Regions from separate parts of the Homo sapiens genome. Here regions 2, 3 and 4 are each linked to region 1. The links are chromatin loops, found by intact Hi-C in ENCODE. Cell type or tissue: gastrocnemius medialis. All regions are shown on one strand. Region 1 overlaps KDM4B (lysine demethylase 4B). Region 2 has its middle 18 kb from the start of FEM1A. Region 3 overlaps DPP9 (dipeptidyl peptidase 9). Region 4 has its middle 11 kb from the start of PLIN3.

Region 1 (8,000 bases):
TCAGCTGGGGCCACGCTGCCCCATGGAGCGGAGACACAGGGGCCCTGTGGCTGCACAGAGAGGTCCCTGCCAGGGCCCCACTGGCTGAGGCACGCCAGCTCAGGCTGAGAGAAGAGGCCCGTGGCGCGGACTCGCCACTAATGACCTGGAGCCTAGACCCTGTGGCCTCACAGGGTACCTCTGCACCCCTGCAGGCCCGCCGGGCCACTGCACCTCAAAGCCTAGCCGCAGCCCAGCATCCGCCAAGCTGACCCCGCCCACCCCAGCCCCACAAATGGTTTCTATGCTGTGTCTGCCCCGGGGCCATCTCGGCCTGTATTCTGCATGGTGCAGCACAGGAATCCCTGAGCTCTGCCACAGACTGGGGAGAGGATGGGGCTGAAAAAATGAGAACAACTTAAATGCCCACTGAGATGAATGGAAAACAAAACAGGACACCCCCCGCACAGGGGAATAGGATGCAGCCAGGTAAAGAGACAAAGTGGGCCGGGCGCGGTGGCTCACGCCTGTCATCCCAGCACTTTGGGAGGCCGAGGCAGGCAGATGACTTGAGGCCAGGAGTTCGAGACCAGCCTGGCCATGTAACATGGTGAAACCCCATCTCTACTAAAAATACAAAAATTAGCCGGGTGTGGTGGCAGGTGCCTGTAATCCCAGCTACTCAGGAGGCTGAGGCAGGAGAATCACTTGAACCCAGGAGGCGGAGGTTGAGGTGAGCTGAGATCATGCCACTGCACTCCAGCCTGGGTGGCAGAGTAAGACTCCATCTCAAAAAAAAAAAAAAAAAAAAGAAAGAAAAGGGACAAGGCTCTGACACATGCCATGCGTGGATACACCTTGAGAATATCACGCCCACTGAGAGAAGCCAGACACAACAGGCCACACAGTGTGTGACTCCATCTCTATGAAATGTTCAGGACAGGCCAATCCAGAGACAGGAAAGAGATGTGTGGGTACCAGCAGATGGGGGAGGGGATGGATAGTGACCACTGGTGGAGGCAGAGTGCCTTTGTGTAATAATAGAAAGGTTCTAACATTTGATAGTGGTGACGGTTGCACAACTGTGTCAATGTACTAAAAACCACTAAATTGTATCTTTTTTTTTTTGAGAAAAGGTCTTGCTCTGTCACCCAGGCTGGAGTGCAGTGGCATGATCTCAGCTCACTGCAGCCTCCGCCTCCTGGGTTCAAGCGATTCTCATGCCCCAGCCTCCCAAGTAGCTGGGACTACAGGCGTGCACCACTATGCCTGGCTAATTCTTTTGTATTGTTAGTAGAGATGGGGTTTCACCATTTTGCCCAGGCTGGTCTCAAACTCCTGACCTCAAGTGATCTGCCCACCTCAGCCTCCCAAAGTGCTAGGATTGCAGGCATGAGCCGCTGTGCCCAGCCTGAATTGTATACTTTAAGAAGATGAATTTCATAGTATGTGAATGATAGCTCCATAAAAATATATATTTTTTAAAATGGCAGGATCATTTCTAAGGGAGGCTGTCCTAGAAAATTCAGAACCTGGCCAGCACACTGACGCCAATAGTTGGGCAACTGTGAGGTGGCCCTCCCTGGTGACAGGAATGGCTTCTAGACTTGCCAACTAGACTCTGAGCTCCTCGAGGACGGGGCTGCCTGCTGCCTCATGTCCCCATGATCACACTGGTTCGGGTAACACCTCCAGAGACACCCCAGAGCCTGGGTGCCCAGCTGCCTCCAGCATGCCAGGTGGGCTTCACCCTGACCCCATCCCCTCTCAGATCTCCCAGGCCACACCCCCAAGTTCCTCTCGCTACTTCCTCTGCTCTCAAGCTCACAGTCATCTGTGACAGTTCCCACAATGGACAAGGCTCTGCGCAAACAGCAGTTCCTATGGGAAGCCTCCCGGCGCACTGCACTGCCCTGTGCTTCCCTGGGCTTGGTTTTTTGGGGTTTTTTTGAGACATGGTCTTGCTCTGTTGCCCAGGCTGGAGTGCAGTGGTGTAATCATGGCTCACTGTAGGCTCAAACTCCTGGGCTCAAGCAATCCTCCCGCCTCAGCCTCCCGAGTAGCTGGGACTACAGACATAGCCACCACATCTGGCAAATTTTTTCTAGTTTTTGTAGAGATGGGGTCTTGCCATGTTGCCCTTGCTGGTCTTGAACTCCTGGCCTCCACCGATCCTCCCACCTCAGCCTCCCACAGTGCTGGGTTACAGCCATCCGGCCTCCAGGCTTGGTTTCTACCCCTCTTGGCAGTTATTCTCCATCTCCTTCCACCAAGAGGCCCTGCGGGCAGGAGACACTGGTCATCTGGCCACCCTGCGCCCCTGACCAGGCACGCATGAACTTGACAACTCTCACGCGGAGCTGGACAATGCAAACCCACTCAGAGGGACCCAGGGTGTGGCTACAGTGACAGCCATGCTGCCCGAGCTCCCAGTGACCACGCACCAGCCTGGGCCTGACCACACCCGCTCGCTGCAGCCCATCCCTCCTCCCGCGCCCCTGAGCCAGCGACAGGCACAGAATTGCACAGGAGCTGTTTTGATGAACGGCAGCTGCCCTTCAGGCTCTAGCTGAGAAGCAGGCTCTGCTCTGCCTTTGGGGTACGCAGGACACCCGTGGCTAGAGGGGCCAAAAAAATTCTGTGGCTTCCACCAATTCCAGCCCAGACAGACAGTAACATGAGATGCCTTATGTTCTTTTTTTTTTTTTTTTTTTTTTTTTTTTTTTGAGACAGAGTCTCACTCCATTGTGCAGGCTGGAGTGCAGTGGCGTGATCTCAGCTCACTGCAACCTCCACCTCCCAGGTTCAAGCGATTCTCCTCCCTCAGCCTCCCGAGTAGCTGGGATTACAGGCACGTGCCACCGCGCCCGGCTAAGTTTTGCATTTTTAGTAGAGATGGGGTTTCACCACGTTGGCCAGGCTGGTCTTGAACTCCTGACCCCAGGTGATCCACCCTCCTCAGCCTCCCAAAGTGCTGGGATGACAGGCGTGAGCCACTGTGCCTGGCCAAGATGCCTTATGTTCTAGGGGTGTCAAGAGAACGACTTCCTCCGCCTCGTCCCCCCTTCCTGGGGGAAGCAGTTGGAATAGAGCAGGGAGCAGGAGTTGAAATTCCAGAGGCTTGACTCAAGTGCATGCTAGGGACGGCAATCTTCTCTCTCTCCTGAGCAAGACAATCAGATCCACGCGGCCCGACTGCAAGACAGGAGGCCCGCTCTGCCTACAGCCAACACTGTCTGACAGATGGGATTTTAGGAGAGTATGGAGATGCTGCAGGAAGGGGACAACAGCAACATGACGCGACTGTCCCGGTCCAGCAGCCTGGCTTGGGTCCTGCTCGCATCCCAGGGAGCCCAGGGTGGCGCCCCCTCACTCAGGGCACCGAGCCAGAGTGTCAAGGGCTGTCCCCAAGGGCGCCGAGGCTGGCCAGCTTCCAGGCTGCTGCCCAGACATGCTGCAGTCCTGAGTCCCGGCTGAGGGCACAGCCCATTTCCATCCCGCCATGATCAAGGGGTCCACAGCACCCGTGGGTAGTTTCAGGCTGGCTCTGTGGTCAAAAGGAACCCCTGGGACCCATCACACAAAGAGCGATTCTGAATCCACGGCCGGCTAATCTCATACAAATCGTCTGTCTCCACGCTCTCTCCCTGGAGACTAGGGCAGCCGCAAAAACGCAAACAGGCCCACCGCCACTGCCGGCGGCTCGGAAGGTGCCAGCACTTGGGTCCAGCTATGAATGCTGACGGGAGGTCTATGCAGGGGGAAATCCTGCCACCGTGCCCTCAGCTGACGTTTTCACAGCAAGTCACCCAGGCTTGTCTGAAAAACACAACGGTGGTCGCGCCTACCAGCAAACGGGGCCAGGTCTGCGTGAGTGACTGTCACTGTGCACCTGAGAGCCCTCGGGGTCTTGAGGTGCAGCAGCCACTGGGCAGTCGGCCTCGGGATTCTCAGCCTTTGTCCATTGAACAAACACGATCCCAGTCCAGAGCCACAGAGCAACTTCGCGCTCGGCCACCGCCAAAGAGGCACAGCCTGCCAGCAGGGCGGAGATGGCTGGACGCAAACTTGTCATCCATCCCCTCGTGTTTGCTGAGATCACTGAGGTGGATAAAGAAAGAAAAGAAAGAGGGAAGGGAGGAAGAGCCAGAGAAGCAGGGAGAGAGAGGGGGCAAGCAAAAATAAAAAAAAAACAGAAAAGAAAAAGAAAAAGAAAAAAAGACAGGCAACTTTTGAAAGCCAAGAAATTCTGAGCAAGCCTCTCCAGATTGTTTATTTCAATCAAGGAAAGAAAGCATGACCGTAAATTAACGGTACGATTTCTTGACAAGTCAGAACGTTCCTGGGACAGGCCCAAATCTAAGATGCCAAAGACCTACTTGGCTCAGAAAATGCCTGTCAGCCAGGAGAAGAGTGAGACAAAGGAAGTGTGGCCGGGCACAGTCCCCCACTCGGCTACTGACCGCACGATGGCCACCGACGGGCACTTGTCCACTCACTCTACAAAGCTGAGCTCTGCACTGGATAAGCCACCTCCCTCATGAGGCTTTCTGTGCTCAGGGACAGCAGAAACCACCATCTGCGACTCCCCTGCCCCTCCCATCGGGGGCGCTAGCACTGGTAACGAGGAGAGTTCCGATGCTTACAAAACAAAAGCCTTGTGAAATTGTGCAATGCTGTCTTCCTTTTAAACAAACCCTCAGTTCCTGCCAGGTCACACTGAACTCCTTGGGCCGAGTACACGGCTCGACGTGCTTCTGACGCTTGGTGAGCTGTAACAGAAAGGCAGCCGCGTGAATCCCAGAGCAAGAGAGTCTGGCGTCTCAAACAGCGAAGCGTTCCCCCCACCTACACTGTTTGTAGCTGTTTTTTCCCTCCTTTATGGTGAGGCTGTCTGGGTGGATGTCAGCATCGCATTTTCTCACATTCCTGCAGTTTTAAGGATCCTTGAAATGACCCATGACCTTTTTTTTTTTTTTTTTTGAGACTGAGTTTCCCTCTTGTCGCCCAGGCTGGAGTGCAGTGACGTGATCTCAGCTCACTGCAACCCCTGCCTCCAGGGTTCAAGCGATTCTCCTGCCTCAGCCTCCCAACAAGCTGGGATTACAGGCATACACCACCACGCCCAACTAATTTTGTATTTTTAGTAGAGACAGGATTTCTCCATATTGGTCAGGATGGTCTCGAACTCCTGACCTCAGGTGATCCACCCGCCTCGGCCTCTCAAAGTGCTGGGATTACAGGCGTGAGCCACCGCACCCGGCCATGCCCCATTTTTTTTTTAAGGCTAGAATATGACTCTAAATGCTTTGAAGTTAGGAAGATACAAATTCACACTCAGGCTGGGCACGGTGGGTCACGCCTGTAATCCCAGCACTTTGGGAGGCCAAGACAGGCGGATGCCCTGAGGTCAGGAGTTGGAGACCAGCCTGGCCAACATGGCGCAATCCCATCTCTACTAAAAATACAAAAATTAGTCGAGCGTGGTGGCATGCACCTGTAATCCCAGCTACTCAAGAGGCTGAAGTAGGAGAATCGCTTGAATCCGGGAGGTGGAGGTTGCAGTGAGCCGAGATCAGCCCACTGCGCCCCAGCCTGGGCCACAGAGCAAAACTCTGTCTCAAAAAAAAAAAAAAAAATTCATTCACTCAACAAGGAATGTCCACTCAACACCCACCACGTCTAAGGAGCTGCCGTACATTCTAGGGGTCGTGAGGCTGACATGGTTTCCATAGCTTTCCGTAGTGTGGCCCTCACACCCTAGCCAGGTATTTGCAAACTACAACCCACAGGTTCAATCCTGCCCGCCACCTGTTTTTGTACAGCCTGCAGTCTAAGAATGGTTTTGACATTTTTTAGTCGTTGGAGGAAAAAAAAAGCAAAAGAAGAAAAATGTCTTATAATGTAAAAATTGCACGGAATTCACGTTTGTGTCCATAAATAAAGTTTTACTGAAACACAGGCACACTCGCCCACGGGAGCTTTCTTGCTACAACGGCAAAGCAGAGTGGTCTGGACAGAGATGACCTCTGGCTTACAAAGCCAAAAATATTTATTCTCCGGCCCTTCCAGAAAAAGCCCCTGCCCTAGTAGATGAGACAAACAGATACACAAACAGACTAATACCCAGCTCTGATCGTGTGACATGCAAAGGAGGAGAAGTAGGGAAGGGAAGTGACTAGAGTGATAAGGAGCCGGCTGGGTGGAAAGAGAACCAGGCAGCGGGCACAGCAAGTGCACAGGTCCTGCGGCAGGGAAGGGCGGGCAGGGAAGGCGGCTGTGCCAGGAAAGGAGCAGGTGCAGGAGGAAGAAAGGGAGGAAAGGAAGGAAGGACAAGGCCACAGATGACAGAGCGAAGGGGCCACGCGAAAGGGCCCAGAATTTTTCCCAAGGGCAACAGGAAGTCACCGGAAGGTTCTGAGCAGGGGAAAATCTTTTGTTTGTTTGTTTGTTTTGGTTTTTACTCCTTTGACTACCTTCTTTTTTTTTTTTTTGGAGACAGAGTCTCGCTCTGTCTCCCAGACTGGAGTGCAGTGGTGTGATCTTGGCTCACTGCAGCCTCTGCCTCCCAGGTTCCAGAGATTCTCGTGCCCCCACATCCCGAGTAGCTGGGACTACAGGCGCCCACCACCATGCCCGGCTGATTTTTGTATTTTTGTAGAGATGGGATTTCACTATGTTGGCCAGGCTGGTCTCAAACTCCTGACCTCAGGTGATCCTCCCGCCTCGGCCTCTCAAAGTGCTGGGATTACAGGCGTGAGCCACCACACCTGGCCAGTTTTTTATTTTATGTATTTATTTACTTACTTACTTACTTATTTATTTATTTTTGAGATGGAGTCTCGCTCTGTCGCCCAGGCTGGAGTACAGTGGCGCGATCTCAACTCACTGCAAGCTCCGCCTCTCGGGTTCACACCATTCTCCTGCCTCAGCCTCCCGAGTAGCTGGGACTACAGGCACCGGCCACCACCATGCCCGGGTAATTTTTTTTGCATTTTTAGTAGAGACGGGGTTTCACGGTGTTAGCCAGGATGGTCTCGATCTCCTGACCTTGTGATCTGCCCGCCTTGGCTCCCAAAGTGCTGGCTTTACAGGCGTGAGCCACTGCGCCCGGCCACTTATTTATTTTTTTGAGACGGAGTCTTGCCCTGTCACCCAGGCTGGAGTGCAGTGGCAGGATCTCGGTGCAATTCTCCTGTCTCAGTCTCCCAAGTAGCTGGGACTACAGGTGTGCACCGCCACGCCCAGTTAATTTTTTTATTTTTAGAAGAGACGAGGTTTCACCATGTTGGCCAGGCTGTTCTCGAACTCCTGACCTCAGGTGATCCGCCCGCCTCAGCCTCCCAAAGTGCTGGGATTACAGGCATGAGCCACCGCACCCAGCCAGTTTTTTTTTTTTTTTTTTTTTAATATGCTTTGTTTCAGAGAGCAGTTTTAGGTTCACAGCAAAACTAAGCAGGAGGTAGAGACTTCCCATGTTCCCCGCCCCAACAGGGAAGGCCATTTTCCGAGCTCCTCAAGGGAGCAGGAGGGAATAGACGGACCCAGATCTAACCAAGTCCAGCATCCTAGAACAGGCCAGTCACGCAGGGAGTGAGCTTGAAAATTAATTTGTCCAAAAACCAAGAAACATCAATTCGTCAATCCACTCCCCCCTCAGTATTTGGGAAGATACAAATTTTCTTTTTTTTAATATAGTGGTTAAGCTCATTTGAACGCGAATTAGTAAAAGTATGTGCAACTTGGCCGAGCATAGTGGCTCATGCCTGTAATCCCAGCACTTTGGGAGGCCGAGGCAGGCGGATCACTTGAGGTCAGGAGTTTGAGACCAGCCTGGTCAACATGGTGAAACCCCGTGTCTACTAAAAATACAAAAGTTAGCAGGGTGTGGTGGCGGGCACCTGTAATCCCAGCTACTCGGGAGGCTGAGGCCAGAGAATCACTTGAACCCGGGAGGCGGAGGTTGCAGTGAGCTGAGATCTAGCCACTGTACTCCAGCCTGGGTGACAGAGTGAGATTCT
Region 2 (8,000 bases), 170 kb after region 1:
TAGAAGCTTCTATTATGGACCCACCTTACAGATGGGGAAAACCGAGGCCTAAAGAGATTAATTCTGACTCCAAAACTCACACAGATCAGAAACGGGGAATCACAATGGAAGGAGCTGAACTTCCAAGGGAGGAAACAAAGGAGGGTCCTCGAAGGTGAAACTGGACTCACTGAGCTGGGAAGCTGAGGAGCCCCTCCCTCCTGACAACCTGATTTGACTTTGCAGGCTCCTTCCTCCATTGCCAGGCCACATGGAAGCAGGCTGGTGTGAATCACCCAGCAGCCATGCACTACTTGCTATTTTAGTTGTTGACTCAGACTTTGTCAGAGCTCTGGTCCCGGTGGCAGCCGCAGCGGCCCAGAAGTGAAACCTGGGGAGTGGAGTTCTGAGATGAGATTCCAGGGTGCAGTGAGGTTGTTCCCAACAAAGGGTTTCGGACCATCCAGGCCGGAACCAGCTGCAAATACCTGAGCAGGGGCAGTGAACTGGCTATTCCTTCATTTGACCAACGTTCATCCAGCGCCTACTGTGTGCTGGGAGTTGTCCCAGACAGCAGACAGAAGTGATTAGTCATTGGCTGTCATTTCCGTAGGGGAGGAGAGGAAGGAATAGTAAACAAATTATAAAAGAAGAAAGCAAAATAGTTTCAGAAAGTGAAGAGCCTTCGGGCTGGGTGCGGTGGCTCACCCCTGTAATCCCAGCACTTTGGGAGGCTGAGGCGGGCGGATCATGAGGTCAGGAGATCGAGATCATCCTGGCTAACAGGGTGAAACCTCGTCTCTACTAAAAATACAAAAAATTAGCCAGGCGTGGTGGCACGCGCCTGTAATTCCAGATACTTGGGAGGCTGAGGCAGAAGAATCATTTGAACCCAGGAGGTAGAGGTTGCTGTGAGCTGAGATGGGGCTATTGCACTCCAGCCTGGACAACAAGAGCAAAACTCTGTCTCAAAAACAAAAAACAGGCCGGGCGCGGTGGCTCACGCCTGTAATCCCAGCACTTCGGGAGACCGAGGCGGGCGGATCATGAGGTCAGGAGATCGAGACCATCCTGGCTAACACGGTGAAACCCCGTCTCTACTAAAACTACAAAAAATTAGCCGGGCGTGGTGGCGGGCACTTGTAGTCCCAGCTACTCGGGAGGCTGAGGCAGGAGAATGGCGTGAACCCGGGAGGCGGAGCTTGCAGTGAGCCGAGATCGCACCACTGCACTCCAGCCTGGGCGACAGAGCGAGACTCCGTCTCAAAAAAAAAAAAAGAAGTGGTGGTGGGAGTGTCTCAGGAGAAAGAATTTCAGCAGGGGTGGCCGAAGGGGCTCTCTAGGAGGGGGTGTTGGAGTTGAGACCTGGGGGGAAGAAAAGGAGTCAGTCATGGGAAGAGCTGGAGGTGAAAGTGGGAATGACCTTCTAGGCAGAGGGCACAGCCCATGCAAAGGCCCTGGGGGCAGATGGCACCTGGTGTGTTGGAGGAACAGCGAGGAGGCTGGAGCAGAGTGAGCGACGGGCAGAGAGGGAGGAGGGGAGGGCGAAAAGGGGATGGGGCAGGTTAAGCAGGGCCTGGTGGGTCATGGGGAGGTCTTGGGCTTTGACCCCCAGGCGGGTGGGAGCCATGCAGGGCTGTGGGCAGAGGAGGGACAGGACCTGACTCCAGTGCTCACAGGTGCCCTCTGGTGGCCGCTGCAGGGAGGACAGACCTTGGTGGGCCAGGGCTGATGCTGGGGCACCAGGGTGGAGGCGACTGCACTGGTCTGGGTGAGTGATGTTGGCTGGGGCTGGACCAGGTAGAGACAAGAGCAGAGGAGATGTGGGCACATTCAGGGCCTGCCCAGTTCAGAGGACCCTTTCCTGTTCCTTAAAGTGACTGAAAAAGAATTCGGCCCAGGAACCTTCACTTGTCCCAGGTCAGCCAGGCTGGCCTCGGCAGCAGGAACAGCGGGTTCAAGCCCCTGCTTCTCCCTGAGATAGTGTGGCACTTGGGGCAAGACACAGCCTTCCTCTTCCTCTTCTTCTTCTTCTTCCTCCTCCTCCTCTTCCTCTTCTTCTTCCTCTTCCTCCTCCTCTTCCTCTTCCTCTTCTTCTTCTTTCTTCTTCTTTCTTCTTCTTCTATTTTGTGACAGAGTTTCACTCTTCTTGCCCAGGCTGGAGTGCAATGGTGGAATCTCGGCTCACTGCAACCTCCGCCTCCTGGGTTCAAGCAATTCTCCTGCCTCAGCCTCCTGAGTAGCTGGGATGACAGGCACCCACCACCACATCCAGCTAAATTTTTTTTTTTTTTTTTTTTTTTTTTTTTAGTAGAGACAGGGTTTCCTCATGTTGGCCAGGCTGGTCTTGAACTCCTGACCTCAGGTGATCCACCTGCTTCGGCCTCCCAAAGTGCTGGGATTACAGGCGTGAGCCACCGCGCCCGGCCGGCAGCCTTTTTCTGGGCCTCATCTTCCTCATTTGTACCATAGACCTCACGTCTGGAACTCCCATTCCCAGCTGTCTCCACATACCTCCTGTAGATCTGTAAAGCAGGGTCATTTTGAATGCCCTGAGGGTCGGGCACGGTGGCTGACGTCTGTAATCCCAGCAGTTTGGGAGGCCGAAGTGGGAGGATCACATGAAGCCAGGACTTTGAGATCAGCCTGGTCAACACAGTGAGAATCCTGTCTCAATGAAATGAAATGAAATAATGAAATAAAAAGCCAGGCTTGGTGGCACCCACCTGCTGTCCCAGCTACTGGGAGGCTGAAGCAGGAGGATCCCTTGAGCCCAGGAAGTCAAGGCTGCAGTGAGATATCATGGTGTCACTGCACTCCAGCCTGGGTGACAAAGCTGGACCTTGTCTCAAAAAAAAAAAAAAGCTCAGGCTCCTTGGCTCACGCCTGTAATCCCAGCACTTTGGGAGGCCAAGATGGGAGGATCATTTGAGGTCAGGATTTAAAAGACCAGCCTGACCAACATGGTGAAACCCTGTCTGTACTAAAAATACAAAAATTAGCCGAGCGTGGTGATGCGTGCCTTTAATCCCAGCTACTCAGGAGCCTGAGGCAGGAGAATTGCTTGAACCTGGGAGGTGGAGGTTGCAGTGAGCCGAGATCACGCCACCGCACTCCAGCCTGGGCTACGGAGTGAGACTCTGTCTCAAAAAAAAGAAAGAAAGAGGCCGGGCGCAGTGGCTCACACCTGTAATCCCAGCACTTTGGGAGGCCCAGGCAGGCGGATCACGAGGTCAGGAGATCAAGACCATCCTGACCAACATGGTGAAACCCCGTCTCTACCAAAAATACAAAAAAATTAGCCAGGCGTGGTGGCGGGCGCCTGTAGTCCCAGCTACTCAGGAGGCTGAGGCAGGAGAATGGCGTGAACCTGGGAGGCGGAGCTTGCAGTGAGCTGAGATCGCACCACTGCACTCCAGCCTGGATGACAGAGCGAAACTCCATTAAAAAGAAAAGAAAAGAAAAGAAAAGAAATCTATGTTGTCCAGTGCTGGAGACAGACAGTATTAGGCAGTTATGGGGTGATGGGGGCTCTGATGGGGAAGCTGTGGGACCCCAAAGGGGACCCTAGACTGGCCTGGGGAGATTAAAGGAAGTTTCTGAAAGAAGGAAGTAAGCTAAGACCTCAGGCCTTCATTGGAATGAGCCACGGGCGGGGAGAGAGTTCTAGAAGGTGGTACAGCATGGGTGAAGGTCTGGAAGGTCTGGAAGGCAGCTCCAGGCAGGACCAGGTCCCCAGCTCTAGGGGCTCAGCTGCGATTTGCGCTGCCCCAGCGCCCTCTGGTGGCCACCGCCCGCCGGCCCCACGTGGCCACGAAAGCCCAGATTCCCTGGGAGCCTAACAGCCTTGAAGAAAAATAGGAAGAAAAAAAAATAAGAAAATGTCCCATTTATTTCTTTATTTATTTTGAGATGGAGTTTTTGCTCTTGTTGCCCAGGCTGGAGTGCAGTGGCGCGATCTTGGCTCACTGCAACTTCCACCTCCCGGTTTCAAGCGATTCTCCTGCCTCAGTCTCTCAAGTAGCTGGGATTACAGGCATGCACCACCATGCCCAGCTAATGTTGTGTTTTTAGTAGAGACGAGGTTTCTCCATATTGGCCAGGCTGGTCTCGAACTCCTGACCTCAGGTGATCTGCCCGCCTTGGCCTCCCAAAGTGCTGGGATTACAGGCGTGAGCCACCGAGCCCGGCCCAATGTCCCCTCTATTTAAAAACGGTGAAATGTGAATAAATAACAGAGGATTTCTTTCTGGAAGTCAGTATACACACAGCCAGACCGGGCTGGGCAGCTATATGTGCCTGCTTGGAATGATCTCTTTCTGATACATATTTTTTTGAGACCAACTCTTACTCTGTCGCCCAGGCTGGAGTGCAGTGGCCTGATCTCAGCTCATTGCAGCCTTCGCCTCACAGGTTTAAGCAATTCACCTGCCTCAGCTTTCCGAGTAGCTGGGATTACAGGCATGCGCCACCACGGCCAGCTAATTTTTGTATTTTTAGTAGAGATGGGGTTTCACATATGTTGTCCAAGCTGGTCTTGAACTCCTGAGTAGCTGGGATTACAAGCATGCGTCACCATGCCCAGCTAATTTTGTATTTTTAGTGGAGACGGGGTTTATCCATGTTGGTCAGGCTGGTCCTGAACTCTTGACCTTAGGTGATCCACCTGCCTCGGCCTCCCAAAGTGCTGGGATTACAGGCCTGAGCCACTGTGCCCGGCATTTATTATTATTATTGTTTATTTTTTATTTTTTGAGATGGCGTCTCGCCCCGGCACCCAGGCTGGAGTGCAGTGGCGTGATCTCCACCTCCTGGTTCAAGCGATTCTTGTGCCTCAGCCTTCCAAGTAGCTGGGATTACAGGGGCCCGCCACCACACCCAGCTATTTTTTATATTTTTAGTAGGAGACGGGGGTTTTACCATGTTGGCTAGGTTGGTCTCGAACTCCTGACCTCAGGTGATCTGCCCACCTCGGCCTCCCAAAGTGTTGGGATTACAGGCGTGAGCCACTGCGCCTGGTCCTGTTATTTCTTAAGTGGAGACATCAGTGGTTTTTACTGTATTCACTATATTATGCAACTATTGCCACTATCTAATTTCAGAAACTTTCATCACCCCAAAAAGCAGCACTGGAACCATCAGCTGACACTGCCCACTGCCTCCCCCCAGCCCCGGCACCCATGCATCCCCTTCCTGTTTCTGTGGATGAGCCTGTCCTGAACATTTCACAGAAATTGGATCACGTGGCCGGGCGCGGTGTCTCACACCTGTAATCCCAGCACTTTCGGAGGCCAAGGCAGGTGGATCACAAGGTCAGGAAATCGAGACCATCCTGGCTAACACGGTGAAACCCCGTCTCTACTAAAAATATAAAAAAATTAGCCGGGCGTGGTGGCGGGCGCCTGTAATCCCAGCTACTCGGGAGGCTGAGGCAGGAGAATGGCGTGAACCTGGGAGGCAGAGCTTGCAGTGAGCCGAGATCACGCCACTGCACTCCAGCCTGGGCAACAGAGCGAGACTCCATCTCAGAAAAAAAAAAAAAGAAAGAAATTGGATCACACACTGTGTGGCCTTTTGTGTCTGCCTTCTCTCACTGAGCAAAACATGAATATGTTTTCTGATGCCCATCCTATTTTTTGAGACAGGGTCTCATTCTGTTACCCAGCCTGCAGTGCAGTGGCAAGATCATGGTTCACTGTAGCCTTGAACTCCTGGGCTCAAGCGATCCTCCCGCCTCAGCTTCCCAGGTAGCGGGGACTACAGGCAGGCACCACCACACCCGGCTAACTTTTGTATTTTTTTGTAAAGACAAGAATCTCACTATGTTACCCAGGCTGATCTCAAACTCCTGGGTTCAAGCGATCCTACTGCCTTGGCCTCCCAAAGTACTGGGATTACAGGCGTGAGCCACTGCACCCGGCCCTTAGTTTCTTCTAGAAGCATCTGTTGCCCTCCTGGGCTTGGCATGATGCTGAGCCTTTGCCAGGGGTCACCCTGCTGCTCAAGCTAGAGACTGCATGACCCAGACCCTGCGGGCTCCCTCCAGGAACTGAAAGAGGAAGTTTCTGAGGCTGCACAGCCAGGACCCGCTTGGCCCCTCTGGCCATGAAAATAAAGGGCCCTTCTGGAAGGCAGGGGCCAGGGTGCAGCTTCACTTCCTACAGGCTTTGCACCAGAACAGAATTTCCAGAAGTTCCCCCAGGATCCTCTTCCTGTCCTGTCCTTCCTGTGAAACTATTACCATCCACCACCCACCCCAGCCGCATGTCCCAGAAATTGCTCTGCTCAGCCAGGCGCGGTGGCTGACGTCTGTAATCCCAGCACTTTGGGAGGCTGAGGCTGGTGGATGACTTGAGCCCAGGAGTTCGAAACCAGCCTGGCCAACATGGTGAAACCCCGTCTCCACAAAAATTACAACAAATAGCTGAGCGTGGTGGCACACGCCTGTAATCCCAGCTACTTGAGAGGCTGAGGCAGGAGAATCGCTTGAACCCGGGAGGCAGAGGTTGCAGTGAGCCGAGATCTCACCACTGCACTCCAGCCTGGGCGGCAGAACAAGACTCTGTCTGAAAATAAATAAATAAATAAATAAATAATAAAATAAAATTGGCCGGGCACTGTGGCTCACTCCTGTAATCCCAGCTACTAAGGAGGCTGAGGCAGAAGAATCGCTTGAACCTGGGAGGCAGAGGTTGGAGTGAGCCGAGATCTCACCATTACACTGCAGCCTGGGCGACAGAGCGAGATTCTGTCTCAAAAAAATACAATAAAATATAAAATAAAAAGAATAAAAAGAAACTGCTCTGCTCAAGGTCCTTGGTGATCTTGTGTTGTTAAATCCAGGGTCAGTTTTACATCTGCCTTGACCTCTGGCCTTTGTCACTCTGCTCCAGCCATGTGAGCCTTCCCGTTGTTCCTATAACATGTTGGGTGCGGTCCTGCCTCAGGGCCTTTGCACAGGCTGTGACTTCAGCCTGGAATGCCCTTCCCCCAGGTACCTACATGGCTCCCTCATCACTTGCTTCAGATCTTTGCTCAAACATCACCGTCTGGCTGAGCTGGTGGTGGGCACCTGTTGTCCCAGCTGCTCCAGAGGCTGAGGTGGGAGGGTCGTTTGAGCCCAGGAGTTCGAGGCTGCAGTGAGCTATGATCAATCACGCCACTGCACTCCAGCCTGGGCGACAGAGCGGGATGCTGTCTCTTGATTCCCTGTGGTATCAAAGGCCTCACCCTCTCCATGCGTGCTCCTCATTTAAAATTCATTCAAGGCTGGACATGGTGGCTCACGTCTGTCATCCCAGCACTTTGGGAAACCGAGGCAGGGGGATGCCTTGAGGTCAGGAGTTCAAGACCAACCTGGCCAACATGGTGAAACTCCATCTCTAACAAAAATACAAAAAATTAGCTGGGCCTGGTGGTACCTGTAAAAAAAAAAAATTAAAAAATTAAATAAAATTGGCCGGGCACTGTGGCTCACGCCTGTAATCCCAGCTACTCAGGAGGCTGAGGCAGGAGGATTGCTTGAACCTGGGAGGCAGAGGTTGCAGTGAGCCGAGATCATACCACCGCATTCCAGCCTGGGTGACAGAGCAAGACCCTGTCTCAAAAAAATAAAAATTAATATAATATAATATAATATAATATAATATAATATAATATAATTCATTCAAAACAGAACCCACCAGATCCCCTGAATAGGCTTCATCTTTCCACAGCACTTTGGAGTTTGAGACAAATACAATCAACTTATTCATGGCCCACATGTCTATGGTCTGCCTGTCCGTGGGCTTTATTGTGGGATCCCAAGGTATGGTCTATAGCAGATGCTCAATAAATGTTTGAATTTGAATTGATCCCCAAGTCTTTTTTTTTTTTTTTTTTTTTTGAGATGGAGTTTCACTCTTGTTGCCCAGGCTGGAGTGTAGTGGTGCTATCTCGGCTCACTGCAACCTCTGCCTCCCGGGTTCAAGTGATTCTCCTGCCTCAGCCTCCCAAGTAGCTGGGATTACAGGCACACGCCA
Region 3 (8,000 bases), 260 kb after region 1:
GTGACAATTGCAGGTCGTGATCTTTCTTTCTTTTTTTTTTTTCTTTTTTCTGAGACAGAGTCTCACTCTGTCGCCCAGGCTGGAGTGCAGTGGCACGATCTCGGCTCACTGCAAGCTCCGCCTCCCGGGTTCACGCCATTCTCCTGCCTCAGCCTCCCGAGTAGCTGGGACTACAGGCGCCCGCTACCACGCCCGGCTAATTTTTTGTATTTTTGGTAGAGATGGGGTTTCACCGTGTTAGCCAGGATGGTCTCGATCTGCTGATCTCATGATCCTCCTGCCTTGGCCTCCCGAAGTGCTGAGATTACAGGCATGAGCCACTGTGCCCGGCCAAGTCCTGATCTTTCAAAGGCGCTCGTTGACATCCTTGCAGCTCTTTCTCCCCTTCCCTCTCAAAGCAGGCTGGGGCCCTTTCTCTTGCAGTGGTTACCCTGTGGGGTCTCCTCTTGGCAAGAGGCAGAGTCTTCTGGGAACTGGCACACTGCAGAGTCAAGGCGGCCCACTCATCTCTGCCCTTTACTTCTCTCACACCCAGTCCCTGCTGTCCACTCCCGCGGGTTTTCCCACTTCCTCCAAGCAAGCAGCGACTTCCCCAAGCCAAGCTGTTGGTCCCGGAGGACAGGGCTTCTGGCAAGGTCGGCAGTCACTCGGAGCCCACAAAGGGAAGCGAGACCAGCCCCGGTGCCACCCTTTCCAGACCACTGGCTCTCGCAGAACTGGGTCACTGCGGCCATGTTTAGATTTCTGTAAAACAAATATTTGCCTGGCCAGTCCAGTCAGGTCAAGGAGTGTGCTAAGTGACGAGGGCGGGAGTGGGGTGGTGGGAGATGTGACACCGCGGCGGCCACTCACGGTGGCTGCTTTGCGGACCCAGAGTGTCCTGAGTGGGAGGAGAGAGTGGGATATTCTTTGGGGAAGGGCGTGCCATTCACCCTTTCACCTGCACCTCCCACATCCCGAGGCTCTGGAACTTCCAGTGAAGGCCAAGCATCTCCCCGGCTGGACAGCAAGCCAACAGCACAGGTGACCAGGATGGATTTTCATTCCTTCACGCCCGGGCCTCTCCCGAGACCCAGCATGTCTCCCCGCGAGCCCACTGAGAGATAATCATTCCACAGTGCTCCGTGGAATGCCTGCCACGTGCCAGCCACCAGCTAAGGTTCTGGGAGCACAGCTGTGAATGGGACAGACATGGGGGAGACAGGGGTCCCACAAATAACCGCTGTGATGAAGGTGGAGGGAGGGGACAGCCAGGTGGCGTGTGAAAGATGAGCAGAAAGACCAGCTTCAGCGTGGATGGTGTGAAAGGTTTCTGACGGCCTGCCAAGTACTTCAGCTGAGATCTGATTAGAAGCTGGCCAAGCAGGCTGGGTGCAGTGGCTCATGCCTGTAATCCCAGCACTTTGGGAAGCTGAGGGAGGCGGATCACTTGAGGTCAGGAGTTCGAGAGCAGCCTGACCAACATAGTGAAACCCTGTCTCTACTAAAAATACAAAAAACATTAGTTGGGCATGGTGGCAGGCACCTGTAATCTCAGCTACTTGGGAGGCTGAGGCAGGAGAATCGCTTGATCCTAAGAGGCAGAGGCTGCAGTGATCTGAGATCACGCCACTGCACTCCAGCCTTTGGAGACTCTGTCTCCAAAAAAAAAAAAAAAAAAAAAAAAAAGTATATATATATAAACATATATCAAAGAAGTTAAGCAAAGTGAGGAAAAATGCACTCCGAGCAGGAGGGCCAGCATGTGCAAAGGCCCTGCGGTGGAAAGGAATTTGGCCTGTTTGAGGAGCTGAGTGAAGGCTCATTTGGCTGGGTCACAGGGATAAGAAGGATGAGATTCAAGGGCTTGGCAGGGGTCGACAGCAGCCTTGAGGTGGTGGTGAGAACTGGTTGTTATCCCGGGGACTGTGGAAAACCAGGAAGGGTTTTAAGTGATGGGGTCTTGGCAGTGGATGTGGAACATCCTGGTGGGAGGTGGTTTCAGTCATTCAGCCAAAGCCAAGCATGGTGGCTCACACCTGCAGTCCTAGCAACTTGGGAGGCTGACGCAGGAGGATTGCTTGTGGCCAGGAGTTTGAGACCAGCCTGGGGAACATAGTTGAGACCCCCATCTCCAAAAAGAAGAATGTTTTTAAAGATCATTCATTTGAGAGGTGATGGTGGCTTGAATCTTAGCAGCATTAGTGACATGGAGAGAGGTAGACCAACCCAAGAAGTGTTTAGGGAGTGGGGAAAGCGGCAGGGGTGGGGCTCGTCTGGAAGAACCTGAGTGCCTCGCAAGGGGCAGCATTGGGGCAGCTCGTAGGTAAAACAGTTCTCCTTTCTCATAGTCTTTGCTTCCTCCCCGCAGCTTCTCGCTGAATTCCGAGGGGGCTGAGAGGATGGCCACCACCGGGACCCCAACGGCCGACCGAGGCGACGCAGCCGCCACAGATGACCCGGCCGCCCGCTTCCAGGTGCAGAAGCACTCGTGGGACGGGCTCCGGAGCATCATCCACGGCAGCCGCAAGTACTCGGGCCTCATTGTCAACAAGGCGCCCCACGACTTCCAGTTTGTGCAGAAGACGGATGAGTCTGGGCCCCACTCCCACCGCCTCTACTACCTGGGTAAGCCGGGCCCTGCAGGCTGCTTGGGCGGGGACAGCATCTGGGACCACAGTTCCCTGGTCCTCTCTGTTCCCAGAGGTCCACAGGAGTTGGAAGATCTGCTCGGATGGCTGGGCCCTGGGCATGCTGTCCTTCGAGGCTCAGCCACAGACAGCTCTGACTACAGGGAAGGGCTGCCGCGGGGTGGGTGGGGCGGCCCCCGGAGGGTCAGCCGTGCAGGGAGCCATGCACAGGGCAGCCCCGCTCCTCCATGTGGCCAGGATGCCGTGGCTCAAGCCGGCCCTGTGGCTCCAAGCCCGGAGATTGTTTCCAGTGCTAGTCAGCCGGGTCCACCCCCTGAGTCACTTCCCAGCCACCTGGTCCGGGCTGGGTGGGGCTCGTGACAAACAGGACTGGACTGAACCATTCCCAGAGGGAGTCGGGAGTAACTCCAGGAGGAGCTCGCCGTGGAGGTGCGTCAAGAAGGATCCCGAGGTTCCGGGAAAGCCGCCCGGATGGCAGAACCTGGTTTGCCGCCGGTGACAGCACAGGGGCGGCTTGCCACGCGCTTGCAGCCCCTGCTGCAGGCTCTGGATCCACACTTCCTCCTCTGGGCGTGTGCCTGCACGCAGCTCCTCCTGCAGCGTCTGCAGTGCCTCACGGGACTGGGCTCCTCTGCACCACGAGTGCCTTCAGGGCACGGGTTAGGCTGCATGTCCTCCAGCAGCTTCTGCAGCCACTGTGGGCCTGGCTCCCGTGAGGTGGGCAGCGGATATTCGGATGGTGCCCACTGCACCCAGAGGCCTTAAGAGCTGGGAGGAAGGACACCTTGGAGAGATCAGCCAGGCCTGTGTCTTTGAAAGCAGCGTGACACATGGCTGGGGACCAAAGGCAGCGTCTCTCCCGCTTGGCACCATGGACATTGGGGCCAGATCGTTCTCTGGGGTGGGGCCGTCCGGCCACTGCAGGGTCCTGAGCAGCGTTCCTGGCCTCCACCCACTCCATGCCAGGAGCAGCCACATCCCAGTGGTGACAACCACAGATGTCCTCAGACATCGCCAAGTGTTCCTTGGGGGTGGGGTGGCGCTGGGATCCTTGTCCAGACCGCTGCACTCATCCATGGGACTCATGGTGGTGTCCTCAGCCCCTGAGCCCAGGCCCGCGTGTGCTGCAGCCCCCAGCCAGCATTGGAACCAGTGAACGGCCGTCATCCTCTGCCTGAGGCTGACCACATGCTAACAACAGTGACCGAGGTGGACACCAGGTGGCTGTCTTCTTCCGCCATCAGCGCAGTCCCTCTCCACAGACAGACTTGTGTGGGAATCAGATGGTGGTCTGGCAAACAAAGAATTTAAAAGGAAGAATCATCCAGAACAGGGGTCGGCAGGTGACAGCCGTCTTCAGAAGTCAGGTTTTCCTGGTCCCTGTTACTTTCCTGACATCTTTGGCTGTTCTCAAGCTACAGCAGGAGAGTCACCGCAACAGAGGTCATATGGCCCACGTAGCTGAAAACATTTACTGTCTTCCTTTTATTTTTCATTTTTTTTTTTAGAGATGAGGTCTCACTCCATTGCCCAGGCTGGAGTGCAGTGGTGTAATCACAGCTCACTGCAGCCTGGAAATCCCTGGCTCAGGTGATCATCCCAACCTCAGCCCTCCAGGTAGCTGGGACTATAGGCACGTGCCACCATGCCCAGACAATTTTTTGTATTTTTTGTAGAGATGAGGTTTTGCCGTGTTGCCCAAGCTGGTCTTGAGCCCCTAGGCTCAAGCAGTCCTCCTGCCTCAGCCTCCCAAAATGCTAGGGTTTCAGGCATCAGCCACTGCACCTGGGCTGTCTGGGCCTTTAAGAATGCTGGCCAACTCTAGTCTGGGAGAAATTGGACTGAAATGGCTTGAGTTTCAGTTACCTGAGAGAGCTTGGCTGTTACGACTACAAGTGTACAGACCACGGCTGCCATGGGCCGTTGCCTCTTTTTTATCCTGTGGCGCCCACAGTCTTGGGCCACTTGCTCCCGTTGGGGTTGCTGTCCTGGTCAGGGCGTTTGGAGGAGTTTTCTGTGGCTGCCATTGTGAAAATTATTCACACTTCTGGAGGGCAGAAATCCAAGATCAAGGTTTCCTCAGGGCCACGCTCCCTCTGGAGGCTCCAGAGGAGAACCAGTCCTGGCCTCTTGCAGCTTCTGGTGGCGGCCAGCATCCCTTGGCTTGTGGCCACAACGTTGGAACTTCTGGCCTGATGGTCACACAGCTTCCTCCTCCTCCTCTTCTTCTCTTCTGTCTGAAATTCCCCTCTGCCTCCTTTTTTTTTTTTTTTTTTTTTTTTTTTGAGATGGAGTCTCGCTCTGTCACCCAGGCTGGAGTGCAATGGCGCAATCTTGGCTCACTGCAACTTCCGCCTCCTGGGTTCAAGCGATTCTCCTACCTCAGCCTCCCGAGTAGCTGGGATTACAGGTGCCTGCCACCATACCCAGCTAATTTTTGTATTTTTAGTAGAAGCAGGGTTTCTCCATGTTGGCCAGGCTGGTCTCAAACTCCTGACCTCAGGTGATCCGCCTGCCTCAGCCTCCCAGAGTGCTGAGATTACAGGCGTAAGCCACCGTGCCTGGCCTGCCTCCCTCTGATAAGGACTCATGATGCCATCTGGGTCACTTGGGTAATCCAGGATCATCTCCTCAGCTCAAGAGCCTTCACTTAATCCCAGCCGCACAGGCCTGTCTCTCTGTGTAACGTAGCCTCCACACCCGAGCCCCAGGATGTGGACACCTCTCTGTCAGGGCCATCATTCAAATCTCCGTGGAGCTGCTAAAAGGGACAGAAACCCTCCAAGCTCGTCTGAGCCATGAAGTACTCCTGGAGTAAAGGTAGAGGGGCATCTCATGGAACCCAAGAGCAGAAAGCCCAGTGGACCTCAGGAAGCAGCGCCTGAGAACCAGAGCCTTCCAGAAGCCAGGCATCTGTCCGTGCCTGGGTCCACCCCACCTCGCTGCCCACCTGTCCTCCGCAACCCCTCCACAGCGCCTGGGATTCCATGCCTCAGGTTCTAGCCACCAGCAGAAACGGAGGAACTTTCTCCAAATTTCCGGGACAAAGATTCAGATTGACTCCGCATAGATGAGATCGTCGGGTCGCCTGTGGCTCGTGTGTGTGTCTGGGGCTGGGACAGGCAGGTCCTCACAGTACACAGGAGGTGCTGAGGGCCCACCCCAGTGGGCATGAACTTGGCAGAAACCCCAGAACGTACCTAGAGTAGCTCAAAAACCAGACTGCCCCTTTCGGGGTGAAATTCACCCTTCAACGACTCCAGGCTGTCACTTCACACTGTCAGGGGCAGCACTGAGCTCACGTCACATCCAGGTTCTCGGGGCAGGCCTCCCCCCAGCCCCTGAGTAATAATAACACTTCTTAGCACTAGCCCAGTGTCCAGACTTCAAGGCCAGGCCTGGCCTGCTGCTCAAAGCATGGGACCTGTCCCCTCAGCAGGCACCAGGTTTGCTGTGGGGCATGTGGAGCTAATCACTGGGCCCCTCCGGAAAGGCTCTTTCAGATCCACATGATAAAGCCCCCAGCGTCAGGCTAGCAGGAGCAGCGGGGGAACGTGCGGTTCCTGCTGCTGGGAAGATGGGCTGGGGCCGGCTCAGGTTCCAGGCCTCAGACTGCAGCATTGGGAAACGCTCCCGACCCCGCTCCCGCCCCACGCGGATCAGCCTCTCCCCACTGCAAACGGTGACTTCTGTGGCTGGAGGAGGCCACAGGGTTCCAGACAGTTCTGGAACTCCCTCGAAAGGGAAAGCAAGAATTCCTGTCTCCCGACGTCCCAGGCTGAGATCCAGGGGAGAGCCCTAGCCCTGTGTGGATCACGATCCCCCACCAGGCCAGCCACTCGAGGCCACAGCGTGCAGTGACGGGAAATGGTGTTTGCGCAGGCCTGGGTCACCGGGGCATGGGTGGGTGACAGGTTGGCATCAGGTGTGTTTGCAGGGGCAGAGCTGGTGAGGGAGGTCCGAGGAGGGATGGGGCAGCAGAAATCCACAGCCCTTGGCGGTCACCTCTAGCCCTTGCCTCAAAGGCCAGTTGTCACCATCATAGTGCCAGCAGCAGCTCGCCCGAGGAATGTGCTGGCAGGGGCCATTTGGTGATCATTGATTAATCAGCCTAGAAGGAGGTGGCCCTGGTGTCCTTGGCAAGTCTGTGGCTTTGATTTCCTGTTTGGAAAGCTCCAGCTCTCCTGGAGAGTCCCTGTGGACTAGCTGCCCAGGCCCTCCCATCCCTCCCACCCCTCCTGTTGGCCCAGGGTGCTTTTTAAAAATTGAGATGTAATTCACATTGCACAGTTTCACTTTTGAAGGTGTGAAACTCAGTGGCTTTTAGTCACGCATTCACAGAGTTGTGCAGCCATCACCATTGTCTACTTCTAGAACATTCACTCGCCCCAAAAAGCAACCCCATCAACCATCACTCCCAAGCCCCGGGCAACCATGAACCCACTTCCTGTCTCTGTGGATTGGCTTGTTCTGGACATTTCACACGAGCGAAATCACACATCACTTGACCCTCATCCCCATGGGCGGCCGGACGGGCAGGGTCCTGGCAGCTTCAAGGGCTCTTAGAGATTGAGTCGTGTTTCCAGCACTTGCGTTCTTTTGCTCACCCCTGAGTCTCCGCACGATTTTTCTCCTTCCCACACACATCTCACTGAACTTTGCATTTTTCATAAATACACTTTAAAAGGAACCCTGTTAATCTAATCTTTTTCTTTAAGTACATCCTTCCGTCACTACTGTACTTCACAAGCGCGCTTCCTCATGCGTGGGAAACCTGTGTTCCTTGCCACAACTAGAAGTTGCTGTTTCTTTCTTTAAAAAAAAAAACAAACAAACAACTGGCCGGGTGTGGTGGCTCACGCCTGTAATCCCAGCACTTTGGGAGGCCGAGGCAGGCAGATCACGAGGTCAGAATTTCAAGACCAGTCTGGCTAACATAGTGAAACCCCTGTCTCTACTAAAACTACAAAAAATTAGCCGGGTGTGGTGTTGTGCTCCTGTAATCCCAGCTACTCGGGAGGCTGAGGCAGGAGAGTCGCATGAACCCAGGAGGTGGAGGTTGCAGCGAGCCAAGATTGCACCATTGCACTCCAGCCTGGGTGACAGTGCGAGACTCTCTCTCAAGAAAACAAACTTTTAGGTTCAAGGGCACATGTGCCGGTTTGTTCTTTGGGTAAACTTGTGTCACGGGGGTTTGTTGTATAAATTATTTCATCACCCAGGCTAGTACCCGATAGTTATTTTGTCTGCTGCTCCCCCTCCACCCTCCACCCTCCAATAGGCCCCAGTGTCTGTTCTGCTCTATGTGTCCATGTGTTCTCATCATTTAACTCCCACTTATAAAGTGAGAACATGTGGTATTTGGTTTTC
Region 4 (8,000 bases), 99 kb after region 1:
CACTGCCGCCAGCCACAATTGCATTTTTGTTTTTTTTTGAGATGGAGTTTCGCTCTGTTACCCAGGCTAGAGTGCAGTGCCGCAATCTCGGCTCACTGCAACCTCCGCCTCCCGGGTTCAAGTGATTCTCCTGCCTCAGTCTTCTGAGTAGCTGGGATTACAGGTGGATGCCACCATGCCCGCCTAATTTTTGTATTTTCAGTAGAGACAGGGTTTCGCCATGTTGGCCAGGCTGGTCTCAACCTTCTGACTTCAAGTGATCTGCTCACCTCGGCCTCCCAAAGTGCTGTGATTACAGGCATAAGCCATTGCGCCCCACCGGATTCATGTCTCTCTCTCTCTCTTTTTTTTTGTTTTGAGACAGAGTCTCGCTCTGTCACCCAGGGTGGAATGCAGTGGCTCGCTCTTGGCTCACTGCAACCTCTGCCTCCCCAGTTCAAGTGATTCTCCTGCCTCAGCCTCCTGAGTAGCTGGGATTACAGGCACCCACCACCACGCCTGGCTAATTTTTGTATCTTTTGTAGAGACGGGGTTTCACCATATTGGCCAGGCTGGTCTCGAACTCCTGACCTCATAATCCCTCCGCCTCTGCCTCCCAAAGTGCTGGGATTACAGGCGTAAGCCACGGCACCCAGCATCTACTTCTTTTTAAATTTTTCTTGTATGGCCGGGTGCGGTGGCTCACGCCTGTAATCCCAGCACTGTGGGTGGCCGAGGCTGTCGGATCACGAGGTCAGGAGTTCAAGACCAGCCTGGCCAATATGGTGAAATCCCGTCTCTCCTAAAAATACAAAAAATTAGCCGGGCATGGTGGTGGGTACCTGTAGTCCCAGCTACTCGGGAGGCTGAGGCAGGAGAATTGCTTGAACCTGGGAGGCGGAGGTTGCAGTGAGCCGACATCGTGCCACTGCATGCCAGCCTGGGTGACAGAGCGAGACTCCATCTCAAAAAAAAAAAGAAAAGTTTCTTGTAGAGATGTGGTCTTTCGATGTTGCCCAGGCTAGTCTTGAACTCATGGGATCAAGCAATCCTCCTGCCTCAGCCTCCCAAACTGTTGTGATTACAGACAAGAGCCACCACATTCAGTCAATTCATGTCTATTTCTTCCTCTAAGCCAATGCTAGTGATCATGAGAGCCACAAATGTAATTTTATTTTATTTTTTATTTTATTTTTTTCAAATAGAGATGGGGGTCTCACTGTGTTGTCCAGGCTGGTTTTGAACTCCTGACCTCAAGTGATGCTCCCATCTTGGCCTCCCAAAGTGCTGGGATTACAGGTGTGAGCCACCACACCTGGCCACAAATGTTAATTTTAAATTTCCTAGGCCAGGCAAGGTGGCTCACGCCTGTAATCCCAGCACTTTGGGAAGCCGAGGCAGGCAGATCACCTGAGGTCGGGAGTTCAGGACAGCCTGGCCAACATGGTGAAACCCCGTTTCTACTAAAAATACAAAAATTATAGGTGGGAATTGAACAATGAGAACACGTGGACACAGGAAGAGGAACATCACACACCCGGGCCTGTCGTGGGGTGAGGGGAGGGGGGAGGGATAGCATTAGGAGGTATACCTAATGTAAATGACGAGTTAATGGGTGCAGCACACCAACATGGCACATGTATACATATGTAACAAACCTGCACGTTGTGCACATGTACCCTAGAATTTAAAGTATAATAATAAAAAAAAAAAGAAACTGGAAACATTGAAAAACAAAAACAAAAACAAAAATTAGCCAGGTGTGGTGGTACATGTCTGTAATCCCAGCTACTTGGGAGGCTGAGGCAGGAGAATGGCTTGAACCCAGGAGGCAGAGGTTCTGCACTCCGGCTTGGGCAACAAAGCGAGACTCTGTCTCAAAAAAAAAAAAAGGAAGAAATGTTTGTGGCTTGAATAGTAACAATAGTGATCTAGGTCACATTTCTTGGGCCCTCACTTTGAGCATGACACTGTCTTAAGCCAGTTACCTGCATCATCTCATGTAGTCCAGACAGCAACCCTGAGGAAGATACCACTACCAATGCCCAGGAACTGAGGATCAGAGAGGTTCATTGATTTGCCCAAGGTCACACAGCAAACTCACTGCAGAGCCAGGACTCAAAACCAGTTCAACCAAACCGGTGATGTGAACCACTGTGAATACTCACTGCTTGCCTAAACTCTGACAGTTAGGCTGATATGAACGACCCCAGGATGGGAAATGTATGTATGTATGTATGTATGTATGTATGTATGTATGTATGTATAGTATGTATGTATTTTTGAGACAGAGTCTCACTCTGTCGACAAGGGTGGAGTGCAGTTGTGTGATCTCGGCTCACTGCAACCTCCATCTCCCAGGTTCAAGCGATTCTCCTGGCTCGGTCTCCTGAGTGGCTGGGATTACAGGCGCGTGCCACCACGGCTGGCTAATTTTTATATTTTTAGTAGAGACAGGGTTTCGCCATATTGGCCAGGCTGGTCTCAAACTCCTGACCTCAAGTGATCTGCCTGCCTCGGCCTCCCAAAGTGCTGGGATTACAGGCGTGAGCCACCGCGCATAACTGTACATGAGGGGTGGGTTCCTTCTCTGCGGCAAGGCCATCCTGGGTACTGAAGAGTGCTGAGCAGCATCCCCGGCCCCCACCCCCTCCATATCAGGAGCAACCCCCAGTCATGACAACCACAAATGTCCCCAGACATCACCCCATGGGCCCTGAAGGACAGACTCACCCCTGGTTGAGAGCTACACTGTACAGTATATACTTGGAGGCCTCTGTGGAGTTAATATATCTGATAGTAAATGCTATGCATGAGAATCCCACTTCTGATGTTTATTAATTATTATTATTATTATTATTTTGTTTTGAGTTGGAGTCACGCTCCAGTCTCAGGCTGGAGTGCAGTGGCGCGATCATAGCTCACTGCAACCTCAAGCTCCTGGGCTCAAACGATCTGCCCACCTCAGCTTCCCAAAGTGCTGGGATTATAAGCATGAGCCATGGCGCCCGGCCTCTGCTGTTTTGTTGTTGGTGTTGTTGTTGTTATTGTTGTTGTTTTGGGACAGAGTCTTGCTGTCTTGCCAAGGCTGGAATGCAGTGGCGCCATCTTGGCTCACCGCAACCTCCACCCCTGCCCTGGGTTCAAGCAATTCTCATGCCTCGGCCTCCCAAGTAGCTGGGATTACAGGCACCCGCCACCACACCTGGCTGATTTTTGTATTTTTAGTAGATACATGGTTTCACCGTGTTGTCCAGGCTGGTCTCACACCCCTGACCTCAGGTGATTCACCGGCCTCAGCCTCCTGAAGTGCTGGGATTACAGGCACCCGCCACCACACCTGGCTGATTTTTATATTTTTAGTAGAGACAGGGTTTCACCGTGTGGTCCAGGCTGGTCTCACACTCCTGACCTCAGGTGATTCACCCGCCTTGGCCTCCTGAAGTGCTGGGATTACAGGCGTCTGAGCCACCGCGCCTGGCCTCGGCTGTTTATTTGCTGAATGACTTTGGGCCAGTCGCTTCTGTTTCTGAGCCTCAGTTTCCCCATGTGTAAAAGGGGGATTTATTCCTAGCATCTTCCTCCGGAACACACTGGATTAAACCAGCCAATGCATATAAATGGCCTGAACCAAAGTCACCACTCACTCCATAGGCACCACCATTACCCCAGCGGGACTCTTCTGGAAGATTCTGATCTGCTGTACAGCACCCCCAGCGGGTCCCTGCCCCCTCCTTGCCAGCTGCCTCCCATTTCCAGGCCCTAGACTCAGTGGACCACACAGGCGGGCGTTGGGGACACTTCCTGTGCAGCGGCAGCAGTACCCGCCACGCCAGGTGGGCCAACGGGAGAATGCAGCTGGGGCCGCCCCACTTCCTGCCCCCGTGGAGGGGCCTCTCATTCTCCCTGGTCCCTACTCCCAAAATAACCCTCCCCCGCCCCGGGAACCAAAGTCACCCACACCAGCTGCGGCCTCCCACTTGGGGGACGTGGGACAGGCAGGGGACTAGCAGCTGCCACCACCACGGTGCCTGCCCCGCTGGGAACGTCCACCCCCTGTTGCCACCACCTCCGACATTCCAATCCCCAAAAGTGCGGGGGGTGACCCGGCCTCCCTCGTCGTCCGGGAAATATGAACTCCAAGGAAGCCGGGCTGGCGGGGAGGAGGGAGATCCTCGGCCACCTTAGGTGACCGGGGACCCTCCCTGACCTGAACCCCCAGGCCTGAGGCGCCCCCAGTTTTCACCTCGTGTGACTGTGTTGGGGAAAAGGGGGTGGTTGCCAGGACAACAGCCCCCCACCTCCGCCCAGGGAACAAAGAGGCAGCCGGGAGAGCCAAGAACGGCCTGTTCTCTCCCCGCCAATGCGGCTGGCACATCCTGGCAGCTGGCACTGGGAGGGCCGTGCCCAGAGCCGCCAGGCCTGGCCATCCTGGACACGGTTCTCCAGGGAGGGATTGGCTGTGGGGGTGGCTGCGGCCCCAAGGAATGGAGTTGCAGGGGCCCGTGGGATCGGATTCCCAGGCAGCTGCCCCAGGCCTCCATCCTTCCCGGACATGGACAAGGAATCTGCCTGCCTGCAGGACTTGTGGGAGGCCCAAGAAGTCGTAAATGTCTGGCTCAGAGCCGGACGGGCCACCAGGGACGGAGGGTGCAGGAGACAATGGCCAGGTGGAGGCCTGGCCCGGGGTCCCCTCGGGCATTCCACGGATGGGCATGCGAGCCAGTAGGACACTCCTGGCCTAGGAGAGGGGACAGTGGGTCTCAGAGCTGCTCCCCTCCCCCACGCCCGCCAGCGCCTTGCAGGGGGCAGCGGGCAGCTGGCGCCATGAGGGCCTGGGGGTGGGGACAGGCCAGGGCCTGCATGTTAAAAGACCCCTGGCTTCCTGCAGCGAGCCCAAATAATTGCCAGACAAAATCCTCTGCCTTCTCACCGTTGGGCCACAGCTGGTCAGGTGTCCACCCGGTCGCTGGAGCCACAATGTGGCGGGGGGCAACGTGGACAACGTCTGGCTGAGTTGCCAGGTTAATTACAAGACAGGCAGTTAAACGAATTATTGTTGTTGTTATTATTAGTATTTGTTTTTGTTTTTATTTTGAGACGGAGTTTTGCTTTTGTTGCCCAGGATGGAGTGCAATGGCGTGATCTTGGCTCACTGCAACCTCCGCCTCCTGGGTTCAAGTGAGTCTCCTGCCTCAGTTTCCTGAGCAGCAGAGATTACAGGCACATGTCACCACATCCGGCTAATTTTTTGTATTTTTAGTAGAGACGGGGTTTCACCATGTTGGCCAGGCTGGTCTCAAACTCCTGACCTCAGGTGATCCACTCCACCCCCTCGGCCTCCCAAAGTACTGGGATGACAGGTGTGAGCCGTCGCACCCGGCCATTATTATTATTTTTTGAGACAGATTCTCCCTCTGTCACCCAGGCTGGAGTGCGGTGGTGCGATCTTGGCTGACAGGAACCTCTGCCTCCCAGGTTCAAGGGATTCTCCTGCCTCAGCCTCCGAAGTAGCCGGGATTACAAACGTACGCCACCACACCCAGCTGATTTTTGTATTTTTAGTAGAGACGGGGTTTCACCATGTTGGCAAGGCTGGTCTCCAACTCCTGACCTCAAGTGATCTGCCCACCTCAGCCTCCCAAAATGCTGAGATTACAGGTGTGAGCCACTGTGCCCGGCCAAAATGAATTATTATTATTATTATTATTATTTTGAGACAAGGTCTTGCTCTGTCACCCAGGCTGGAGTACAGTGGTGCCATCATAGTTCACGGCAGCCCTGACCTCCTGGGCTCAAGCAATCTTCCTGCCTCTGTCTCCGAAAGCACCGGGATTATAGGCGTGAGCCACTGAACTCCATTAAATGAAAAATGTTTAGCATAAGTATGTCTCAAAATAATTTGGAACATACTTACGCTAAAAATTATTCACATGGCCAGGCGTGGTGGCTCACACTAGTAATCCCAGCACTTTGGGAGGCCAAGGTGGGAGGATTACTTGAGCCCAGGAGTTTAAGACCAGCCTGGGCAACATGGTGGGACCCCCACCTGTATGAAAAATACAAAAATTAGCCCGATGTGGTGGCATGCACCTGTACTCCCAGCTACTTGGGAGGCTGAGGTAAGAGGATCGCTTAGGTCCAGGATGTCGAGGCTGCAGTGAGCCCTGATTGTACCACTGCACTCCAGCCTGAGCAGCAGAGCAAGACCCTGTCTCAAAAGAAAAACAAAGGCCGGGCGCAGTGGCTCACACCTGTAATCCCAACACTTTGGGAGGCCGAGGCAGGCAGATCATGAGGTCAGGAGATCGAGACCATCCTGGCTAACACGGTGAAACCCCATCTCTACTAAAAATACAAAAAAAAATTAGCCGGGCATGGTGGGCGTCTGTAGTCCCAGCTACTTGGGAGGCTGAGGCAGGAGAATTGGCGTGAACCCGGGAGGCAGAGCTTGCAGTGAGCCAAGATCACGCCACTGCACTCCAGCCTGGGCGACAGAGCGAGACTCCGTAAAAAAAAAAAAAAAAAAAAAAAAAAAAAAGAAGTGTAGCTGAGATTTGCATTTAACCAGGTGTCCTGTATTTTTATTTGCTAACCCTGCAACCTTACGCCAGGGGTTCTGGAAGAGGCAAGCTGAGCTCATCCTCATCCATATCCCCCAACGTGCTTCTCTGCTGGGTCCCTGCCTCAAGGTTGGCCCTGCCCCCGGAACCCCCAACCCGAGGCCTGTGTCAGCCTCACCTGTCCACTTTCCGTCTACAGTCTCTCTCTCCTCTGCCCGCACCCCCTGCAGACCCTCTGCGGACCGTCACCTCCCACTGGCCCTCCCAGAGCCCCCAGGCCCCTGCCAGTCCCTGCATCTCACAGGCCCCTTCCCTTCCCCAGAGGCCTGATGAGGGCCCTCCCCTGCTCTGAATCCAACATTGCTGCCCATTGCTCCCAAGATAAAGACCAGGCCCTGGCCAGGCGCGGTGGCTCATGCCTGTAATCCCAGCACTGTGGGAGGCCGAGGCGGGTGGATCACTTGAGGCCAGGAGTTTGAGACCAGCCTGGCCAACATGGTGAAACCCCGTCTCTACTAAAAATACAAAAATTGGCTGGGCATGTTGGCGGGCGCCTATAATTCCAGCTACTTGGGAGGCTAAGGCAGGAGAATCGTTTGAAACCAGGAGGTGAAGGTTGCAGTGAGCTGAGATAGCGCCACTGCACTCCAGCTCAGGTGATGGAATGAGACTCAATCTCAAATAAATAAATAAACAAAACTTAAAAAAAATTTAAAATATAAAAATTAGCCGGGCATGGTCACATGCACCTGTAACGCCAGCTGCTCAGCAGGCCGAGGCAGGAGAATCCCTTGAACCCAGGAGGCGGGGGCTACAGTGACCCAAGATCGTGCCATTGTACTCCAGCCTGGGTGACAGAGCTAGACTTCGTCTTAAAAAATAACAATAATAAGTCTCTTTTTATTTATAGTGGCTCATGCCTGTAATCCCAGCACTTTGGGAGGCCGAGGTGGGCGGATCATGAGGTCAGGAGATTGAGACCATCCTGGCTAACACGGTGAAACCCCGTCTCTACTAAAAATACAAAAAATTGGCTGGGTGTGGTGGCACGTGCCTGTAATCCCGGCTACTCAGGAGGCTGAGGCAGGAGAATCCCTTGAACCCGGGAGGCGGAGGTTGCAGTGAGCTGAGATCGCGCCACTGCACTCCAGCTTGGGCGACAGAGCGAGACTCCATCTCAAAAAAAAAAGTAATAAATAATAATAATAATAAAAATAGGCCAGGCGTGGTGGATCATGCCTGTAATCCCAGCACTTTGGGAGGCCAAGGCGGGCGGATCATGAGGTCAGGAGATTGAGACCATCCTGGCTAACACGGTGAAACCCCGTCTCTATTAAAAAAAAAAAAAAAAAATTAGCTGGGCATGGTGGTGGGCGCCTGTAGTCCCAGCTACTCTGGAGGCTGAGGCAGGAGAATGGCGTGAACCCAGGAGGCGGAGCTTGCAGTGAGCCGAGATCG

Evidence for each region. A loop is a pair of places that touch in the nucleus more often than their neighbours do. Peaks named below come from ENCODE experiments on the same cell type or tissue, not always from the same donor. Only the 100,000 strongest peaks of a DNase experiment are listed, where the experiment ranks them.
Region 2: it touches region 1 in a loop (2.7-fold over the local background); 13 of 110 quality-filtered maps call a loop at or near these places.
Region 3: a loop joins it to region 1, with 2.4 times the contacts of the local background. A loop is called at or near these places in 13 of 110 quality-filtered maps.
Region 4: a loop joins it to region 1, with 8 times the contacts of the local background. A loop is called at or near these places in 29 of 110 quality-filtered maps.

What each region holds. Positions count from the first base shown.
Region 1 is chr19:4,973,212-4,981,211 of GRCh38, reverse strand. The region is part of intron 1 of KDM4B (lysine demethylase 4B); the gene reads right to left. Among named protein-coding and RNA genes, the nearest start is that of KDM4B, 8.1 kb to the right of the region's middle. In gastrocnemius medialis, a CTCF peak has its summit at 4,571; DNase peaks (open chromatin) are centred at 941, 1,591, 3,141, 4,601 and 2 weaker places; H3K4me3 peaks cover 1,016 bases; H3K27ac peaks cover 7,298 bases.
Region 2 is chr19:4,805,526-4,813,525 of GRCh38, reverse strand. No RefSeq gene overlaps it. Among named protein-coding and RNA genes, the nearest start is that of FEM1A, 18 kb to the right of the region's middle. RefSeq lists enhancers at 299-388, 539-618, 1-1,007. In gastrocnemius medialis, CTCF peaks have their summits at 1,458, 1,674 (motif pointing left) and 3,757 (motif pointing left); DNase peaks (open chromatin) are centred at 275, 1,665, 3,715 and 6,051; H3K4me3 peaks cover 665 bases; H3K27ac peaks cover 4,086 bases.
Region 3 is chr19:4,708,688-4,716,687 of GRCh38, reverse strand. It overlaps DPP9 (dipeptidyl peptidase 9), which reads left to right. Exons shown (of 22, transcript NM_139159.5): 4 at 2,351-2,607. Among named protein-coding and RNA genes, the nearest start is that of DPP9, 11 kb to the left of the region's middle. RefSeq lists enhancers at 1,944-2,443, 2,444-2,945, 2,416-3,615. In gastrocnemius medialis, a CTCF peak has its summit at 3,826 (motif pointing right); DNase peaks (open chromatin) are centred at 2,977, 3,837, 6,271, 6,657 and 1 weaker place; H3K4me3 peaks cover 928 bases; H3K27ac peaks cover 7,817 bases.
Region 4 is chr19:4,874,622-4,882,621 of GRCh38, reverse strand. No RefSeq gene overlaps it. Among named protein-coding and RNA genes, the nearest start is that of PLIN3, 11 kb to the right of the region's middle. RefSeq lists a silencer at 3,714-3,893 and enhancers at 3,306-4,187, 4,188-5,071. In gastrocnemius medialis, no CTCF peak of the experiment used is centred here; DNase peaks (open chromatin) are centred at 2,371, 3,311 and 4,391; H3K4me3 peaks cover 1,174 bases; H3K27ac peaks cover 6,144 bases.